Linked DNA regions of Homo sapiens: region 1 is linked to region 2. A link is a loop called in an ENCODE intact Hi-C map of the cell type or tissue named here. Cell type or tissue: mucosa of descending colon. All regions are shown on one strand. Links, peaks and the distances in the headings refer to the core of each region. The heading gives the core; the rest is flanking DNA.

Region 1 (4,400 bases), core at 110-4,109, 220 kb before region 2:
ATTCCCATGTATCCATCACCTAACTTCAACAATTATGTTTGCCATTCTTATTTCATTTATCCCATTTTTTTGGCATAATATGTTAAGGTAAATCCCAGACAACCTATCATTTTACCCATAAACATCACTTTCTCAATTAGACACAGACATTTGTCTAAAGACTTTTTAAGTATAACCACCATTCTCATATCTAAACAAAATTAATAGTTCCTATTATTACAGACCTCACTTGAATTTACATTTTTCCTAATATATGAGTATGCTTGTGTGTGTGTGTGTGTGCGCACGCACATGTGCGTATGACTTTGTTGATATCCTGCCCTGTGTCCCCAGCCCATCCCTGGGTTCACTTGCAGCTGTGACAGGCAGTCCCCGAGATGTTCCCAGCCCCTCTCCTCAAGTGCCAGTGACTCTGCCCCTCTGCCTAAGGGCATTCTCTCTCCAGCCACTGCCAGGAAGTGCAGGGGAGTTAATGCAAGAGAACTGACACCATTGGGGCGACTGTCAACCACTGGGGCAGAATCAGTAGATAAATGCCCTAGCTTCCCCAGACTCTGTGGGCGATTCTACATTGGGTTCTATACAACCTCTCAGATGAACCCATTCAATAGCTTATTAATAGACAGAATCTTTATTGGCTTTTCTCTCATCTGTCTCAATTGCTGTATTCCCTCACTCCTGTTTCTTTGTGTCACCTCCCAAGTGAACTACCACAGCAGAGTAATTCTTGTTTCTGGAACTGTAGTGGGTGGGGGGTGTAAAGCAGGGACAGACAGGCTCAGGTCTGTTAATAATTCTTGATGACATTACATTTCATATGGACAACTGGCCATGAGGAGCCTGGAAGCCTAAGCTACTGGTAAGGGATTACTTGCTCTTTCCCACAATCAGTTATAGATCCATTACAAGTCTTATAAAACTAGATCTGAGAACAATTCTCAAAAAGAGTTCATTAGCCTTCACAGATCAGCAAGCTTGCTTTTCTGTGCATTTACAGCTAGCATCTTCCTGATTATTTCTTGCTTTGTTGTTATCTCAATTCTCCTCACTTCCCAAGGGACATTTTAAGACCTCTGGAAAGCTTTGGAGAGGTGAAAATCCATATATTTTTCAGATACAGGCATTTCTTTCTTAAATTCCAAAGAGAACAATGGGGATTAAGGTTGGGGAGGGTGGATTAAAAAAAAGAACTCACTCCAGGAACCAACCATCAGAGTGGAGCTTTGTTCAAACAGACCTTACTTATACATGAAAGCCTCAAGCCAAATTTAAAGACCAAAACAAAGTTTCTCTTTCAGCCTCTGTTGAGGATTATTCTGTCTCTATTCCTCTAAATTGTACAGAAATACTTCTAAATGATATATTTAGTTTCTTCATTCAATCACCTTTGTCCGTACTTTCTTTTGTGTGTGTGCGTGTTTTGTTTTTTTTGCTTTTTTATTTTTTTGGAGATGGAGTCTCACTCTGTTGCTCAGGCTGGAGGGTAGTGGCACAATCTTGGCTCACTGCAACCTCTGCCTCCCAGGTTCAAGCAATTCTCCTGCCTCAGCCTCCCGAGTAGCTGGGACTACAGATGTGCGCCACCACGCCCGGCTAATTTTTGTATTTTCAGTAGAGACAGGGTTTCACCATGTTGGTCAGGCTGGTCTCAAACTCCTGACCTCCCAACTGGCCTCCCAAGCTGCTGGGATTACAGGCGTGAGCCACCATGCCCGGCCTGTACTTTTTTTAGTGTAGTGTTTACACTAATTATCAATTATGTGTTTACCTGTCAGTGTCCCTCTGATGACTTGTGTATCTCCCACCCTAACACAAGAGAAGTTCAGCAGAGTAAGCTGAATCAGTAAATAGATGGTGGAGCCTAATGACAAAGTTTTCTGAAATAAACTCTATCTTTATGGTGGATGAAACTGTCAGGTGATATACTTCGACTGACAACACTGTCATTGTGAGACATGATGAAAGACTCCAGATCCTCTATATCTGCAAGCAAGGGACTCATATCACATTCTCAGAAGAGATGAAGGAGAAGCTAGGGGCTTGTTCATGAACTATACTGTAACTACACAGACACGTCTCCTCTTGTTCTTTGAGGATAATTTAGCTCTAGGACATTCTCCAAAGCACCAATTTTTAGTCAACAACCTCATCAGGGAAGCAGGAGAAAAGTTACTATATAACTATAGTGTGATCTAAGATCAAAGTCTAATACCTAATTTCTAAAAAGATTAAAACCATGTATTTTTTCCCTTGATGCATACGTGGAGAACCTATAAATAAATGGATTCCTTACTAAGCCATTCCCAAAAACTGCCAGGAGATGGCATCCACACTCTACTCATTTACTAAGAGTTTCTAGCTGGGCTTGGACGTCTTACAATCTTAGAATAAAATCTTTGGGGAAACAAGCTGATCAACGGGCTAAAATGTGATAAGACTACATTAAAAGCATCAGTCCCAGGCCTATTTACTTTGAGGTTCCACCCAGTGACTTGTAACTTTTCTGTTTAGTTTCCCTGAGAAAATCCTCCTGATAATTTAGAAGCTGAAGGGATCATCTAGGTTGAGCCAAGACTGAAAGATGCTTTGTCTTGGCAAGCAACATGGCTGACAATGGGTTCCCAATGCATATTCAGGAGCTCTTTGCAAGGCAGAGTTGTCCGCTTGCACTTACTGCAGTTAATTTTTTTTTTTTTTTTTTAATGAACAAAGCTTCAGTTTCCAGGAATAAAAGAAAAAGAAGTCAGAGGAAACAGTCTTTGATGTTATGAGGCTGAGACACTACTCTTCCTTCAGGACTATTTCATTCTGACTATAAGTGAATAAATACATTGAAGACTTCAGGAGCTCAGAAGATTAATAAAAAGAAAATGTTTTAACCTATCTTCCATCAAGTCTAAATAAACAATATATATATTGTATGACGCTTTGCAGTTTCCAGAGAATGGCCACAATCATTTTCCCATTTGTTCCCTATAATTACTTGATGAACAGCTCTAGAATTCTCATTGTAGGGATGTGGAGGCTGAGGCTCCTAGCCCTAAGTAACTAGTCAAGATGAGTATACAAAGTATCCACCTAGTTCTCCGGCCTAAACCAGACTAAAACTAATCTGACCACACACAATTATTTTGAAGGAAAGATAGAGGGATCATTTTTTTTCCCATCAAGTTGTCAATTTGTTGTAAGGTGGGAGAAAGGGCTCAAAATGTAAGGTGTGCTCTATTGGGAGGAATCTATGATGGTTATAGCCAGACTGCCTGGGTTACTGATAAGATTCCCTTCTTTCCTTACCTATGCCAGCAAAATAAACACACATCTTTGATGAAAAATAACTTGTCTTTAAGTGTCAATAACCAAGTGCTTAATAGCTATTAATCAATTTTCCACATGGCTTATTAACAATGACCTCCTGCTTCTATTGTTTTTGCCTTCGTTTAAATAAGTAAATGTTATTTCAAATACTAATTTCCTCAATCTAGTTTTCAAATAACAAATCAGTAATATCCTAAAAACATGCTAGTTTGAAAAATAATGATATGTTAATAAGTCTTAGAAGTATTTCCATCGTATAAAGTTGGAATGTTTGATACATCCAGAAGTTCAGATTAGTACAGCTACACCCATCCCTGTAATTTAAGAAAGGACTAAGGGATCAAATGAGTTTTTCCAAGGACAACAGACATGAAAAAAAAAATACTGACAGGCTAACAGACTAATAAAGAGCTGAATCTGCTGAGACAGAATTGCCTACCTGATAACTGTTTTCAGTATCTGGGTAAAAACATACTCTATTGTTTGAGCTTGAAAATGTTCGGATCAAAAGAAATCAGACTTGAAATAACCAGCCAAAGCCCTCTGCAGAAGTAGAAATTTGCAGTTTAAAAGCACGGGTAGATCATTTAAAAGAGGACAAAGCTGCAGTGTTTTTAAATCCATGCCTGCTCAATTAAAAAAAGTCTTGGGCGGGCGCGGTGGCTCACACCTGTAATCCCAGCACTTTGGGAGGCCAAGGTGGGCAGATCACGAGGTCAGGAGATCGAGACCATCCTGGCTAACACGGTGAAACCCTGTCTCTACTAAAAAAAATACAAAAAATTACCCAGGCGTGGTGGTGGACGCCTTTAGTCCCAGCTACTGGGGAGGCTGAGGCAGGAGAATGGCGTGAACCCAGGAGGTGGAGCTTGCAGTGAGCTGAGATTGTGCCACTGCATTCCAGCCTGGGCGACAGAGCGAGACTCCATCCCAAAAAAAAAAAAAAAATTCTTAGACAAAGTCAAAGATGAGTCTCATAATGCTGACATGGGAAAGTCATACTTTGAGAGATGGCTTCTTTCATCTACTTTCCCCCAACCATCTAAAAATGGAGCAAGTCAGTGGATGAACAGTGTGGCATTCAA
Region 2 (4,400 bases), core at 256-4,255:
ACCTAGTCAAACTATGAACTTACAATTCTTTTAGGGACGCTACTGATCCAGAAAAATTTCCGAGGTCAGCCACTGAAACACAGACCAATAGAGCAAACATTCTGTATTATACACCTCCTCTGGCAAGAGAGGTTCAAAAATGCTTTTGATGATGACAGTGGGACCTATTAGTCACTAAGTGTCATGTATAATGTAACCATTGCTCTAGGAGCTTTTATGCTTTGGCCCTGCAGTGCAGAGGGCCTTGTGACAAGTAAAGCCAGAAGTCAAGGATGCTAAGGAGACACAGGCTAAAAGAGTTCTCCAGCCTCCCTTGGAATCTAGTAACGCTGAGAAACCTGAGACTCTTTTTTGTGAGACAGAGTCTTGCTCTGTTGCCCAGGCTGGAGGGAAGTGGCACGATCTTGGTTCACTACACCCCACCACCTCCCGGGTTCAAGTGATTCTCCTGCCTTAGCCTCGAGTAGCTGGGACTACAGGTGTGCACCACTATGCCTGGCTAATTTCTGTATTTTGAGTAGAGATGAGGTTTCACCATGTTGCCCAGGCTGGTCTCGACCTCCCGGGCACAAGTGATCCTCCTGCCTCGGCCTCCCAAAGTGCTGGGATCACAGGCGTGAGCCACCATGCCAGCTAGATACTTGAGACTCTTGAAGAAACTCTTGGGTTTGTAAATACAGGGATAATAGAACTGGGAAAGATGTCTCAGAGCAGGGGTGCAAGGACAGGCTAAGTGTATCAGACATGTCTTTTGTTGCTATAGTGCATAAACAAATTTATAATACAAATATTTTTATAACAGCTTGATATACAATTTTTAGCAAAGTAGTTTTGTGTCAATGTGTACATATTTGAGAGATTTTAAGCAGAGGAATAAACTCACTGAGCCTCTCATTTAATATTTTTAATTAACATCTTTGAAAATTAATCAATTTATTTGTAATAGGCTACACAGGCCCTAAAGAGATTTTTAAATAAAAAGGAGTTGTTGATAACACAGAACTTTTGCCTGAACTGAGGAGTGGATGTCGCAGAATATACAAGAACAGTAATGGCAAAAATAAACTGATGCTAACTCAAAATTTAACCCCTAGTCTTAGGGATCAGTGAATCTCCCATTTAGATTTTGGAAGATTCAGTTCCCATGTGCATAATTCATATAAGGTACTTCCTTAATTGTATACAATCTATATGGTTTTTTCTAAACATAAAGCATTCCCTTGGGGTATTGAAATACTAATTCTTATGCTCTACTGACTCACCATTTCTTTCCTGTAATTCTGAGATGATAAAAATCAAATTCTGACTACATTTCTATCCCTTTCTTTCTTCGTTCTCCAAAAGCCTAATCATGCGAAAACTCACAGGCACAACCTTTCTGGTTTATGGAATCACATTTTGTAATGACGTTATTTATGCCCACGTTCTTGTTAAAACATGAAACACCGTGGCTGACTTCAGTCTCACCTGCAGACACAATGGGACAAAGTCTGTCTTCTCTCCTGGGCATGATTTTCTCTTTAGAAGCTGACTTGCCTTATGAATTTTCATCTATCATTTTCCCCATTTCCTTCTCTTAGGAGAGGAAAAGCACAATCTATGGCAAACCAGAGAGAAAAAGAAAATGCTGTGTGTTAAAAGCTTCTTTATAACGATGTTCCTTGACCAGTCCCCTGTGCGTTAGAGAAATGTCCCTGCTTGATGCGATGTATGTGCTTGTCTAGTGCAGACTTCAAAACATACTTGGTTCCTTACCATTTTATCACATGGCATCTCGGGGAAAGAGTATGGCAAAAACATTATTTAGATAAAAATAATGATGATTTTTATGATAGAAAATGGAAGAATATGGTGTTTTCATGTGGAAAAGAATTATCCAGAATTTCAGAGTAGGTTAGTACAGGTAAGAAGGTCCTATGTGAGCACCCATGCTTCAGGTTTTTCTCTGCTTTTTGGTTTATAGTTAAGACATTCCTATAAATTAGGTTCCAATATTTGCTCCACTTTAGAAATGAGAAAATGGAAGTTCAGAGAGTTTGGGTTACTTGTCCAAAGTCACTCTCCTAGTTAGCTACTAGCAGAGCTGGGATTCAAATCCAGAACGGATGATTTAAACCATTTACACTGCAGCACTACTTACATGAAATGCTATAGTGCTTTGTAAATTATAAAGCACAAGGCAAAGCTGTTGTCTCCTTCAGGTTTATGCTGCCATTTTTTTCCTCCTGGCTTTTCCTTCATTCTGGAATGTATGCCACTGTCTAAACCTGTTGAAAACCTCCTCCTCATCTTGCAAAAGCCTGCTCTACAAAATTCCTCTTCCCCTATTCTTCCCTCATTTTCCTCATTGGTGGTAATACCTCTCAAAAAAGATGCACTAATGTATTGTTGCTAAAAGAAATCTTAAGACTACAAAAAGGCTGAATTCCTCCTTCCTGTGCCCTCTCCCAACCCCTTTCCTTGAAGTAACCACGTTACTTTTTGCTAAGCATTTACTTGAACACATATACATAGAAATACAGTTAACTCTCGAGCAACATGGGTTTGAATTGTTATAGTCCACTTGCACACAGAAGGTTTTCTTTTTGTTCTTTTCTTTTTCTTTTTTTTCGAGACGGAGTCTTGCTCTGTCGCCCAGGCTGGAGTGCAGTGGCGCCATCTCGGCTCACTGCAAGCTCCGCCTCCCGGGTTCACGCCATTCTCCTGCCTCAGCCTCCCCAGTAGCTGGGACTACAGGCGCCCGCCAGCGCACCCGGCTAATTTTTTTTTTGTATTTTTAGTAGATATGGGGTTTCACCTTGTTAGCTAGGATGGTCTCGATCTCCTGACCTTGTGATCCACCCGCCTCGGCCTCCCAAAGTGCCCAAAGTGCTGGGATTACAGGCGTGAGCCACCGCGCCGGGCCAGAAGGTTTTCAATAAACATACAGTACACTTTTTTGGAGACTTTGGACAATTTGAAAAACTCACAGATGAATCTTTTAGCCTAGAAATATTGAAACATTAAGAAAAAGGCATGTCGGGAGTTCGAGACCAGCCTGACCAACATGGAGAAACCCCGTCTCTACTAAAAATACAAAATTAGCCAGGCGTGGTGGCGCACGCCTGTAATCCCAGCTACTCGGGAGGCTGAGGCAGGAGAATCGCTTGAACCCGGAAGGCAGAGGTTGCAGTGAGCCGAGATCGCGCCACTGCACTCCAGCCTGGGCGACAAGAGCGAAACTCCGTCTCGAAATAAATAAATAAATAAATAAATAAATAAATAAATGAAGGTAAGTTATGAATGCATAAAATATATGTAGGTATAAGTCTATTTTATCATGTACTACTATGACATGGGTATAAATCTATTATAAAATGTTAAAATTTGTCAAAACTCACATAAACATTTACTTACCATGCATCGCACCACCCGCAGTCAAGAGAAATGTAAACAAGTAAAGAAGCAGTATTAAATCATAACCGCGTAAAGTTAACTGTAGTACATACTGCACTACTGTAATCATTTTGCAGACCTCTCGTGTTACGGTGTAGTGAGGAGTAGAGCAAATATCCGCTGAAAACACCCAGTGACATGGGTCTGCATGCGAGTGGTTCCTCTCTCCAGCAAATCGCATGTTGCAGTAACAAGTGATCCTTCGGGGTGGTTCTCCTGTATTTCCCGTGTGATATAGTCAACGTTGAATAACACCAAGGGACCCATATGAAGTGCCACTAGTGATGTCAGTAGTGCTTCCAAGGAGCAGAGAAAAGTCAAGACTTTAGAAGAAAAAGTCGAATTGCTTGGTAAGATTGAGGTCTGCGGCTATGGTTGCCCACCATTTCAGACTGATGATTCGGTTTGTAAACAGATATACGTATCTATAATACAGTACCTACTATAAAACTATTTCCCCTTCCTTATAATTTCATTAATAACATTTTCTTTTCTCTAGCTTACTTTATTGTAAGAATGAAGTATATAATTCATATAACATACAAGATATGTGTTAATCAACTGTTTATGTTATCAGTAAGGCTTCCATTAGCCAGTAGACTATTAGTCATTATGTTTATAGGGAGTCAAAAATTATACATGGCTTCTCAGCTGTGCAGGGGACAGCGCCCCTAACTCCTGCATTATTCAAAAATCAACTGTATGTGGTTTTGTTGTTTTTTAGAAAAATGAATAATTTCTTTTTATATTATTCTGTTACATTTTTTCCCCACTTAATAGAACGTCCAGAAAATCTTTGCATCTCAGAATGCCTGAAGCTGCCTTGTTCTTGTTTTTTTTATTTCATTTTTTTATTATACTTTAAGTTCTGGGGTACATGTGCAGAACGTGCAGGTTTGTTACATAGGTATACTCGTGCCATGGAGGTTTGCTGCACCCATCAACCATCATCTACATTAGGTATT

Evidence for each region. Hi-C counts contacts between places; a loop is a spot of excess contacts. Peaks named below come from ENCODE experiments on the same cell type or tissue, not always from the same donor. Only the 100,000 strongest peaks of a DNase experiment are listed, where the experiment ranks them.
Region 1: a loop joins it to region 2, with 5 times the contacts of the local background. A loop is called at or near these places in 106 of 110 quality-filtered maps.

Annotation. Positions count from the first base shown.
Region 1 is chr3:192,810,618-192,815,017 of GRCh38, forward strand. The region is part of intron 1 of MB21D2 (Mab-21 domain containing 2); the gene reads right to left. Among named protein-coding and RNA genes, the nearest start is that of FGF12, 85 kb to the left of the region's middle. In mucosa of descending colon, for the core only: a CTCF peak has its summit at 2,307 (motif pointing right); no DNase peak of the experiment used is centred there.
Region 2 is chr3:193,033,409-193,037,808 of GRCh38, forward strand. No RefSeq gene overlaps it. Among named protein-coding and RNA genes, the nearest start is that of MB21D2, 120 kb to the left of the region's middle. In mucosa of descending colon, for the core only: a CTCF peak has its summit at 1,898; no DNase peak of the experiment used is centred there.